Linked DNA regions of Homo sapiens: regions 1 and 2 are each linked to region 3. Evidence: chromatin contacts called from ENCODE Hi-C or POLR2A ChIA-PET data. All regions are on one chromosome and are shown on one strand. Each heading gives the region's core, a stretch centred on a gene start or an enhancer-like site at or near the end of the contact. The rest is flanking DNA. Distances are from core to core; before and after follow the strand shown. Region 1 holds the start of SV2C-AS1 (SV2C antisense RNA 1). Region 2 holds the start of HEXB (hexosaminidase subunit beta). Region 3 holds the start of ANKRD31 (ankyrin repeat domain 31).

The links. Hi-C counts contacts between places; a loop is a spot of excess contacts on that map. ChIA-PET counts read pairs that join two places held with the same protein, here RNA polymerase II (POLR2A). Pooled maps may share reads with other maps.
Region 1: a loop to region 3 is called in a map with no recorded cell type, with 4 times the contacts of the local background. The contact joins the promoter of SV2C-AS1 here to the promoter of ANKRD31 in region 3. A Hi-C loop is called at or near these places in 1 of 37 single-sample maps with no recorded cell type and 8 of 50 pooled maps. POLR2A ChIA-PET finds 5 or more read pairs at or near these places in 1 of 52 experiments (OCI-LY7).
Region 2: a map of dorsolateral prefrontal cortex shows a loop between it and region 3 (4-fold over the local background). The contact joins the promoter of HEXB here to the promoter of ANKRD31 in region 3. A Hi-C loop is called at or near these places in 5 of 168 maps with a recorded cell type or tissue (CD4-positive, alpha-beta T cell, K562, dorsolateral prefrontal cortex and 1 more), 2 of 37 single-sample maps with no recorded cell type and 23 of 50 pooled maps. POLR2A ChIA-PET finds 5 or more read pairs at or near these places in 2 of 52 experiments (RWPE1 and activated CD8-positive, alpha-beta memory T cell).

Annotation. Positions count from the first base shown.
Region 1 is chr5:76,080,911-76,084,687 of GRCh38, reverse strand. It overlaps SV2C-AS1 (SV2C antisense RNA 1), which reads left to right and starts at 1,271. Exons shown (of 2, transcript NR_183290.1): 1 at 1,271-1,769; 2 at 2,292-3,282. It overlaps SV2C (synaptic vesicle glycoprotein 2C), which reads right to left and starts at 1,305. Exons shown (of 13, transcript NM_014979.4): 1 at 1,176-1,305. RefSeq lists an enhancer at 1,941-2,494.
Region 2 is chr5:74,683,978-74,687,515 of GRCh38, reverse strand. It overlaps HEXB (hexosaminidase subunit beta), which reads right to left and starts at 2,283. Exons shown (of 14, transcript NM_000521.4): 1 at 1,957-2,283. The coding sequence starts at 2,255. RefSeq lists enhancers at 1,306-1,395, 1,406-1,455, 1,516-1,565, 2,071-2,571 and a silencer at 2,256-2,595.
Region 3 is chr5:75,235,622-75,239,393 of GRCh38, reverse strand. ANKRD31 (ankyrin repeat domain 31) reads left to right here and starts at 2,516. Exons shown (of 26, transcript NM_001372053.1): 1 at 2,516-2,811. The coding sequence starts at 2,708. It overlaps LOC124901006 (a long non-coding RNA gene), which reads right to left and starts at 2,356. Exons shown (of 2, transcript XR_007058823.1): 1 at 2,028-2,356. RefSeq lists a silencer at 2,276-2,575 and an enhancer at 2,626-2,795.

The sequences.
Region 1 (3,777 bases), core at 22-2,521, 850 kb before region 3:
CTCGCGGGTCTGCATTTGCATCACTCGCACACGTAGAAGGTGACGCGAGCGCCCCCAGCTCAGGCCGTCCAGGCGGCACCTCTAGCCCCCGTGGCTCAGCCCCTCCCCCCGCCCCCGCGCGCCGCCTAAGGTCCCCGCACGCCCACAGATCTGCTCCCGATTGTTCATCTGCCGTGGGGTGCTGGCTGCCCCAAGCCAAGTTCATCCCCGTATTCCGCAGTCCCCGTGGGCCCAGCCCGGGGCGCTCCCCGCGACGCTCTGGAGAAAAGTCTTCCCAGTTCTAGAACCCAGGCGGAAGGGGAAAAGCCCACTAAGAGAAAGGGTCAGAGGGTCGGCTGATGGCTTTTGCTGCCCTCATCGCCATCTAAGATTACCTCGGTAGCTTATTTACTGCGATTGGTCCCTCTCCCCTCTGAGCTTCACAGCCTCGGGTCTGCTTCGCCTGGCCTGGCGCACAGCAGGCGCCCAAAAGGTTTTTGCTGAATGAAGGCGTTGTAACGTAGGAAGTGCAGGCGCTGACAAAGAGCCTCAGCCCCGCGGGCTCCCCTGCTCTCCAGCCCTCTCTTGCTCTCTCTTAGACGCCAGACAGGCGCTTCGGGAATGTATGTGGGAGAGTTTGAAAATTCATGGTGTTTCTTTCAGGCTCTCTCAGCACTTACTGCGGCTACCTCTGCTCTCCCGCCACCTGCACGTCTGCAGAGGGATCCCCGCCGAAAAGTTGAGCCTAAGGCAGCTATGAAGGTATAGGTCCAGGTACCCAGCCCGGGGCTCTAGGCTGCTAGATTTGAATCTGCCTATCCCTGCCGGTCAAACCACACAAGCAAAAAAGAGCGTGGCGGTCGCTGCAGATGCGGCCCCTGCATCCCCGCTGCTGCCCACCCACCTCCTCTGGGAATCCCAGATAAAGTGCGACCCAGTCCCCAGACCTACCCTAGCGAACCCTGGGGTCACTGCATCTATTTTACCCCTACTTTCCTGGTCCCTCTCCAACAAAGGCGCCTACAAAGCAGCGGGCACCTGCAGCCGCTTCCCCGGGGGCAGGCGGGGCAAAGTTGCGCTTCCGAAAGGCTGCAAAAACTTCCCCAGGCTGCAGCGCCCGGCCACCAGTCGGGAAGAGAAATCCAGCAGCGGGGGAAAGTCTCCCCGCGGATGCCCGCTTCACCTCCCCCACTCACCGCTCCAGCCGTCGGACACCCTTGCCCTGAGTGGTGTCAGCACTGCAGCCGCCTCAGTGCGGGCGCCGCTCCGGCTCGCTTCCCCGGGCTGCCTCCGTCTGCCACTCTCGCCTGCAGCGCGCGGAGTGGTGACTCCTCTGAGCGTGTCAGCGGCGAGAGGAGGGGCGGGAAAGTGGCTCCCGGCTTGCACGCTGCGGTCCTCCTCCTCTCCTCCGCCTGCCTCCTCCCCCTGGTGCTGCAGTGCCGGGCGGCGGCGTGGCGAGAGTACCAGCGGTGCGCAGGGAGTCACGGCGCGCGGGGGAGGCGGGACCCGCGCGCCACTCGCGGTGCTCCGGCAAGTCGCGGTGCTGAGGCGCTGCTGCGGTGTGGGACTGGGGCAGGGGGCGGGGAAGGAGAGCCACCTCCAAGTGGTAGGTACTTCTGGAGAAGTCAGGGCTCTGAGTTTGTAGCAGGTGAAGGAGAGGGGCGGCAGTCCTTAATTAGTCACCAACTGTGACTGTGCGTTGCGCACTTGGCGGCGCCCCGGGTCAGGTCCAGCGTGAGACGCGAGGGAGTTCTGACTGCTGGACTCTGTTAGCACCGGACAAAAAGAGGGTTTGTATTCTATTTCCGGGCCTGGGACTGACTTGTTCACTTCGACTTGGCTTCCAGGGAGCAACCAGGCAGAGCTAGGTTGCCTACTTCCCCCAGCCCCCACCCCGACGCTGGAAGACAAGTCCAGAGGAAACTTGGGCACAGCAAGAGCAAACAGAAGAAAACTTCGCTGGGTTAAGTCTACTGTCTCCCCAATGCTACATAGGGCCAGACAGCTGGGCTCACAGGCAGATATTGAAAGTGGCCCCTTAGAGGGGAAACAACCAAATATGAGGGGGGGGGGGTGGAGAGAGAGATAGAGAGAGAGAGAGGAGGAGGAGGAAGAAAGAAAGAAAGAAAGAAAAAGAGAAAGAAAGAAAGGAGGAGGAGGGAGAAAGAGAGAGGAGAGAAGAGAGAGAGAGAGGGAGAGAGAGAGAGAATTTTGCTTGTGTTGTTAGAAACAAACATTTCTCCCCTTGGCGTGCAGGAGAGAGAATTTTGCTTGTGTTGTCAGAAACAAACATTTCTCCCCTTGGCGTGCAGGAGACCCCAACTCGAGCTTCACTGTTCCAAAGCGGTGGGCCAGGCGGCTGGAGAGAAACTCGCTCCCGTGAGGCCACACCCAGGCCTGGCGCACCCACCCCGCGGCAGCAGTGGAGGGCGTCGCCCTCCCGGGCCTTCCGACGCAGACCCTGCCATCCGGATGCTGCGGGAAGTAGGGCATCCTCACGTCCCTGACTCCTCCGGCTCCGCGCGCTCACGGAACCCAAGTGGAGTGGGAAGCGGTCACACAGGCGTGTGCCGTCCCCGAAATCGTTGCTCCTGTGGTGGTGACCCAAAGCGAGACAAAGCGCCGCGCCAATACGGGCTGCAGTGATTGGAACTCAAACACACACATCTCTCCGCGAATGTGTTCCATCCGTGTAAATATGCCTGGGTGATTGAATGGATGGCTGAATGAACGCTGTGTGGATAGAAATATAAATGTTACATGTATAATACAGGCGCCGGGGAAGGAGAGCTGTCAGGCACCCCCAGGCTGGAGCCTCCTGCCCAGAGGAGCCGGTGGAGACAGGCGGTTCGCCCAGGGCGGTGTTGTTAGCTTGGGCTTTCCAGTTCGATTTGTGCCACTATGCAGGATACTGTGAAGAGAAGAAAATGGAGACAACTCTTGGCCTCTCATTTTCCCTCCTCTCTGGTTCAGACACTCTGGCACTAAAAGTTATGATTCTCATGTGCTGTTGAACCTACACTTCCTTGCTGGTCTGTCTTGTTCCGGTGAGAGGCTTTGCAGTCTGTGACCATGGTGCTATGAGATGGTCAGGCAATATGAAAATTAGTGAACGTGCTCATTTTCATTTCGTGGATTCTTCTTAGTAAAATAATTATTTAAATAGTTAAATAATTTAAATAGTTAAATAATTTAAATAATTATTTAGGCTAAAATTAATGTGCTGCTACTATGACAAGGAAGTGCCTATGAATCCAGCATTGGAAATACAATTGTGAAATTAAAAAATAAATCCTATCTGGATTCCCCGCATGTTATTTATAAAAATTTGAGCTTCCAACTGCAAAATGTGCTGGCAATTCACTGAGTTCTCAAACGGTTACCTTTTTGAGAACCTCCCCTAAACTGTTGCAGAATAATGGATTGTTTCTCCAAGTGATGGAAGTTCAGAAAACCATGAAACAAACTTTAAACGTGATCAACGTTCTTTATGCTATGCTGTATCTTCCTTAAATTATTCTCCTATCTTGTCCGTGGAAGATATTTTTTTAAAGTGGGTTGATTTTTCTACTTCTGGATTTTCGTGTCTTGATGCATTTGAAGGTAACAGCTCCTTTAGGAAAATCCCTGATTGTGATTTTGCCTGAAACATCCCATTTAAGACCAGGTTGCACTGGAAAAGGCTATTTTAACGTTGTGTCTTTGGAGGACATGAAACATTGTGTCATGATGATGTTGTGCCCTGGTTCCTGGACTTGCCCTCTAAAGCAGTTCTGGTTCTAGGGTCCTGCCTGGCAC
Region 2 (3,538 bases), core at 1,034-3,533, 550 kb after region 3:
CTATTTGTTTATTTTTAAAAATGAGTGACTAGCATGTGATGAACGCTGTTCTAGAAGCTAAAGAAGCAGCTATGCATCTAACAGCCAAACTCTCTGCCTGCAAAAAGCATACTGTTTCAAAGCAAGGTTTGTGATACAACCTGGGCTCTTCAGAGACAGGGGCTATGTGATGCTGAACAATCTGGGGCCTAGACTGTGTGTTCCTGACCACGTCGCACTTTGTGAACACTCCCATATTTCCAAATCTTTCCAACTCCACTGTGCTTTTACTCTGAGATACCTGCTGCTCCTTCTGAGTTCCTAGAATGCTCACATGCATGCCTTCAAGTCTTAGCCATAAGGGCCAACACATTTTATGACCTGCTTCCTAATAATACCAGGCATAATTAATGGCTGCTTCACTCAGAGGCCATGAGTTAGGCAAACTCTTCAGGTAATCACCCGCACATGCCTTGAAATACCAAGCCTTGCCTTCGAACCATCTCAGCTGATTTAAGTCCTGGTTATCTACCTATTGTTAACTTACATCACCCATGCTTTCTTGTCACAGTCAGTTCAGCATATTACCAAGTCCTTGTTTTACTTAGCAGTATGACACAGAAGGAAAATCCAATTCTACAAGCTGAACTCCAAGGCAAACATAATAAGCGTGTTTGTTTTTAAAAAGATTTCCAACCCTAGTCATGATCTTCTGAGACAACCTTCATGTACTTTCCATGCAATCTTTCTGAATATCCCAATGCAACCAAACACTTTGGTTCTACATCTTAACCCCACTCTGGCCTTAGCAGATTGGATACCAAAGGCTCATTAGTGTGTGTGTCTAAAATAGAGACTGATAATACCCATTTAGTTGTACAAAACAGAAGGAAACCATGAGCCTTCTGATTGTAGAGAATGAACCATTTCTGCCATCAGCATCTTGGGCCTCTGCAGCTTGAGCCTAGGCACCTGTCCTATCTGGGGTCAGAACACATTATTCAGTTAGTTTGACATTCCCTCCCCACCTGTTCAGGGTCCTGCAAGCACACTTAAGCTCTATAGTATCCACTGGGTACAGCGACAGGCTTGGGGAATGCCAGGAGGCAGTACAGTTAGCACCAAATTACAATTCTGCAGGGCACGATACGCCTTCAGGACAGTCCCACCTACACAGGTCTCACACTGAGGGGACAGTGTGTGGCGTCTTCAAACATCTCCCCAGGGGAACCTGCCTTGTCTATGGTGTGATTGGCTGACTCCCATGACAAAACTCACCCTGTCTGCAGCCAAAGGGTGAGAGAGACAGAGGCGCTATCTAGGGGTCTGTAAAAGAGGAAGCAGGGAGAGCAGGCAACATGATCGGTGTTGAGAAACAAAGTTGGATACTGCCTAACCACTGACCGCAGAAACGTAGTCAGATGCAAACATGTCACATTTTATATGGAAGAGATTTTAGGAGAGAGGGCAGTTTTAGGCAGTGCTCGAAACTGAGGACTTCTGCCATTTGAGCTGTTACCAGGAGATGTGAGGAGAGGTGAGGGGGCGAAACTGGCCTATAAATGACAGTCAGCTTTGGGGGATTCCTGGTCCCTCAAGAGAGCTTGTCTAAGCCCTTCGGGTAACTTATCCCTTTGCACGTCCTTCAAATAAGGAGCTGTCACTTTCCTCCCCAGCTCCGGTGTCCCCTCCGTCCATGCCATTTGCCCAACAAGGCCTCAGAGCAAACTCCCTCTTCCACTTACTATCCGGCTCTCAAACCAGGGTTCCTGAGCACCCAAGGTGTCCCTTAAGAAGCAGTAGGAGGGTGGGGGCAAGAGCGTGGGTTCAGTCCATGTGGCGCTGGGCAGATCGCCTGCCAGCTCCCAGGCGGTTTCTCGTCTGCGCAGTGGGGTGGTGAGGGTCTGCACAGCGCTCCGGGGTGGTCCGCCTCTCCCCTCCCCCAGGACAACTCCCGGCCGGGCCGGGAGCGCTCACCGTCGAAACGCTTCCTCCAGCAGGGTGCAGGAGGGGCCCGCCGTGGAATTGGGGCTGTGGCTGATGTAGAAGTTCTCCGGGGCGAGATGCAGCAGGTTCGGGGTCATCTTCACCAAGAGCGGCAGGGGCCACAGCGCCGGCCCCGGCTTGGCCGAGACGCTCGGGGCCCGAGCCGCCTCCGCCACCTGCACCACCAGCGCCACCTGAGTCAGCAGCGCCAACATCGCCGCCAGCAGTGTCGCCAACAGCAGCGCCAGCAGCATGGGCGGCCGGGGCAGCCCCAGCCCGCACAGCTCCATGGCCGCTCGGCTGCTTTCCGCCCGGTCTGCCGAGCCGGAGCCTCGGGACCCGACTTCCCGCCCGGCCCGGATCAGAGGAAGCGCGGCCGCGGGTGAGTCACCGAGTCAGATGACTGCGCGCGCCCGCCCCCGACTCCGCCTCCAGGCCCCGGGAGCGTCCTCGCCCAGCCCGCCCTGTCCAGGTCACCTCGAGAATTTCCTCCAGGGGTGCCCTCGGGTAGGAGCAGAGCCCAGACAGCAACCTCAAACACGGGATGGCTAAAGTAAGAAAAATGCCCGGTGCTGGCCGTACGTGGTGGCTCACGCCTGTAGCCCCAGCACTTTGGGAGGCCGAGGCGGGCGGATCACCTGAGGTCAGGAGTTCAAGACCAGCCTGGCCAAATTGGTGAAACCCCGACTCTACAAAAATACAAAAATTAGCCGAGCATGATGGCGGGTGCCTGTAGTCCCAGCTACTCGGGAGGCTGAGGCAGGAGAATCTCTTGAACCCGGGAGGCGGAGGTTGCAGTGAGCCGAGATCGCACCACTGCACTCCAGCCTGGGTAACAGAGCAAGACTCCGTCTCAAAAAAAAAAAAAAAAAAAAAGAAAAGAAAAAGAAAACGGCCCAGTGCACAGGCTCGGGACGCCAGGCCGACACCGGGTCGCCGCTCACGCTGTCAACACGGGCGCTCTCCTGTGGATCCCTGGCTTCGGTGAAGCTGGAGAAGCCAAGCTTGAGGAGCACCTTTCTCCTCTCAGCCCAACCACCAGATAACCGAGATGAGAGCTGAGTTTATTTGCTCCTAAGTCTAGGCTTTTCTGTAACAGCACTTCAGCTGTGGTCAATAAAGCCTTCCTATCAGAACTCCCTGGGGCAGAGCATGCCCAAGGAATCCTGAGAGAGAACATCTTGGCTCATCTGTGTGGGTCCCGATATAAAGGATCCCAACTGACAAGTTTGATTTCATAACCCATCCCTAAGGAAGAGCCAGTGAAGTCACATGACGAACACGGACTGGAGATGCCAAAGGGAGAAGAGGTGTTCTCTTACCAGAAGGAGAAAACGCTAGGCAGACCAAAACCACAGATCTGCTATATAAGTATTCTGAAAATGAGGGTGGAAGAGCTTTAAGGAAAGACTTCAAAGAAATGTAATGATTAGGCCAGGTGCGGCGGCTCACGCCTGAAATCCCAGCACTTTGGAAGGCGAAGGAGGGCGGATCACAAGTTCAGGAGTTCGAGACCAGCCTGGCCACCAAAGTGAAACCCCGTCTCTATTAAAAATACAAAAATTAGTTGGGC
Region 3 (3,772 bases), core at 1,267-3,766:
TGACTTATCTAACTGGTCTCAGAATGAGTGTGTGTGTGTGAGTGAGCACGCTCTTCAATGAAATGGCCTCCTGTGCTGGGTTGGCTCCTGCCTTGAGCCCTGAGCTGCCAGGATAGGCTCCAGCCACTCTCAACCCTGAACTGGAATGACTAGGTAAATAATTATCTTATTTGTTTTTATTAGTCTTTCTTAAATATATATATTTTTATTAATCTTTCTTAAATATATATGACATTTCTTATATATATTTATTAAATATATATTAAATATATTAAGAAATATCTTAAATATATATCTTAGATATTTATTATATATATTAAATATATTAAGAAATATCTTAAATATATATCTTAGATATTTATTAAATATATTAAATATTTATTATTAAATATATATTTAATAAATATCTGATATATATTTAAGATATTTCTTAAATATATATATTTAATAAATATATATATAGCTCACGTTTATTTCAATGTTTAATAGTAAAGGTGTTTTGGTGTTTATTTACAAGTTTGGTAATGTTTTTGTGACCAGAAATATGTTGTAAGAACTTAACTCTCATATATATCAATTAGACAATGGTAAAATTGGTTTCCTTGTAAGTCATTTTGTTTTAGGTTGCAGTTTCCAAGACCCTACCGACAGACATTAAGTGAGGACTTATTGCACTTAGCTTGTTACCAGCTGTTTGGAGCAAGTACTGTTACTAGTGGAGTCATCTTTCCCTCTGGGGCAAATGGAGCCACTCACCACCATTTACTGGGTATGCATCCCCCAATTCCTGTGAAAGCAGAGTTGGATAATTAAAAGAATGGGTGAAGTGGGCATAGTGGCATGAGATTGTAGTTCCGGCTATTTGGGAGGGTGAGGTGGGAGGACAGCTTGAGCCCAGGAGTTGGAGATTAGCTTGGGCAACACAGAAGAATGCGCTAATGAATTAATTAAACAGTGGGTGAGCAGGAAAGGTGATAGGAATTTAGGTCTGATTTAGACACGGAGGGTATAAATGGACTACTGTTAAAAAAAATAAAAAAGAGGTCTAGTTCTTTGCATATTTATTATTGCTCTGCCTAATTTACAGAGTTGAGGCGAGGAATTTTATTTAAGTAAGTTACTTATTCAAGTAAGTTTATTTTTTTATTTTTTGAGACATGGTATGACTCTGTTGCTCAGGCTGGAGTGCGTTTGCTCAATCATAGCTCATTATAACCTCAAACTCCTGGGCTCAAGCGATCCTCCCGCCTCAACCTGAGTAGCTGGGACTACAGGCCCATGCTACCATGCCCTGCTAATTAAAAACAAATTTTTTGCAGAGATAGGGGTCTCACCATGTTGCCCAGGCTGGTCTTGAACTTCTGGTCTCAAGCAATCCTCCTGCCTCGGCCTCCAATGCATTGAGGTTACAGGTAGAGCCACCACCCCCAGCCTCAAGTTAAGTTTAGAAGATAATCACCAATCAAGCATTTTAAATAGCAGTGGCTTGAATATACATAGTAAAAACACAAAATAATAATAATGATAATAATGGCAAAGCTACTCCATATAGTGAAAAGGGCAATGAATTGGGAAGTCAGAAATCTCTAGCTCCATCCATTTATGACAAAACTTAGACTTTATATGTGCTAGATGCTGGAGACTCCAAGGTGAATACTAAACACTTGCTATGGGAAAACAACTTGGTCTTTTCTTGAATCTTCTTCTCACTTGGCAAGTGGAAGCTCACTTGGCTTTGTTTTGAATTAGTTTGAATTAAAAATGTTCAACTAGACTGAAACACATCAAATATATAAAATTCTAGTACTTCATTAAAACGCAATTGACTACTTTTGGAGGTTGCTAGGCATTACTATTATTATAAAAATTGATAAAAGAGGAAAAAATAAAGCATTTATCCTGCCTTTCCTGCATAATCTGTATTTCAGGTAACCAAAGCGTTGTTGAGAGAAAAAAAAAATGCAAAATACATCACTGAGATTAGTTGATGAGCTAAAACTTCTGATAAACGTATCTGTTTTGTCTACCTCAGAGGACACTTGAGGAGAGGCTGTCAAGGGATTAAAGGGAAAGGAAGCACTTGGTGGGCTGCAAAAACTCTCTTTAGGTCTAAGGTCGCATTCTGGCTCCAGAATGCCAGGGCTGCTGGGGCGGGCAGGAGCTGACAGCTCTTCCCGTATCTGGGGCTCACAAGCATCAGGTGCATGGCAGGTCACCCTCCCGGCCAAGGGTGTTAAGCAGGCTCGGTCTGAGTTCTGGGTGCGCCACGCCTGCCTTTCTGGTCTCTGCAGCAGCAACCCCAGCACCCTCAAAGCCTAGCGACCGAGAATGAGAAACCGTGAAAAAAACACGCAGCGGCAGGCCACGCCCAGAGTAGGCCTGCGCGCGCGCGCGCGGCCTCCCACTTCCGGCCACGGGAGCTGGGGGCGGGGCCGAGCGCTGCGCAGGGCTCCGTCGTGTGGCGAGCGGCTGCCCCCTGTCTGCGACGAGCGGCGGGACCCGCGGGCCGCCTCGCAGACTGCTACCCCGCCGCGCTCGCGGCCGCCTGCGTCCTCCTCAGCAGCCCTGCGACAAGTCCCGGCTCCTGCTGCGATTATATTATTTTTATTTTTAATTCACAATTTCCCCTGGCCCTCAAAGCGTTTTTTTGTTTGCGGGCAAGAGGGAGTTAGAGGAGGGTAAAAAAGACTTTGAATGTGAGGCAAAGATGGAGGAAGGCGTCCAGGCCCCAGACTGGGACAGTGATGAAACTGTGATAGAGGGTTCAGTGACGGAGAGCGACCTGGAAGAAAAGGAGCTGCCCTGGAGAAGGTGACCATCATTAGGGCCACAGTGCCTGAACCCTCGCGCCAGGGCGGCCCAGGTGCCCTCTGAGGGGGTCAGAGTTTTGAGTGGAGATCGTGACCAGAACATGTGCTTGTGGGCAGGATCAGAGCCTTGTGGGGCAGCCGTGCCTGAGCTGAGAGCTTGTAAATAAGCAAACACAGTCTGTTCCCACCTACCCCCAACCAGCTAGGGATAAAATGAGGTTTGTACTAGGTGGCTTTATAGCATTTTTCAAAAGGCTTTCCTTTTGGGGGCTTTAAGTCTTTTTGCACAAGCAAAAAAGATCTTGGGTCTGAACTTAACTGCATTTTGTTTCAGGAGACTTCATTTTGCTTCAAGAGACTCGTAGCTCAGTTCTAGGAAAATGGGTAACAGTTTCTCTCAAGAAAAGAATGTGTGATGGGGAAACTGGTCCCTGCCAAACTGGAAACGAATAGTTTTATACGAATCCAAAAAAGTCGGTATTTCAGGTTATCGAAACCTTTCTCTAACATATTCTCTGTGCTAGACACAGGGAAAAGAGGGCAGGGATGAGGCCACTAGGTCTGCTTCATATGTGCTCAGGGCTGTGTCTGGGACTTAAGTTGGATCGTACACAGAATTAGGTCATTCTCCTTTCCCTCTCTCTCTTCTCCAGGATTCTCCTGCCCCCTTTCCTCATCATACCCACTTGCCAGTTCATATGATCAGAAAGACAGGTTTCTTTGAGTGTTAGCCTTTTCACTATACAGCAGTTCCTTACAAGGGGGACAGCCTTTAGCACAGAGTTAAGAAAAGAGAGAAAAAAGGGGGATTCTGTCCACACTTTTCAGGCAATACCGATCCCTTTTCCCAGTTCCTCTGGTAGACACTTTCTCTTGAGTTTTATGTTCCCCAGTTGCCATGGTTGGTGTCTGCTCTGAGGCTAGGGCCAGCCTTGGGGCAGGGCTGGGAGGTGAGAGAGAAA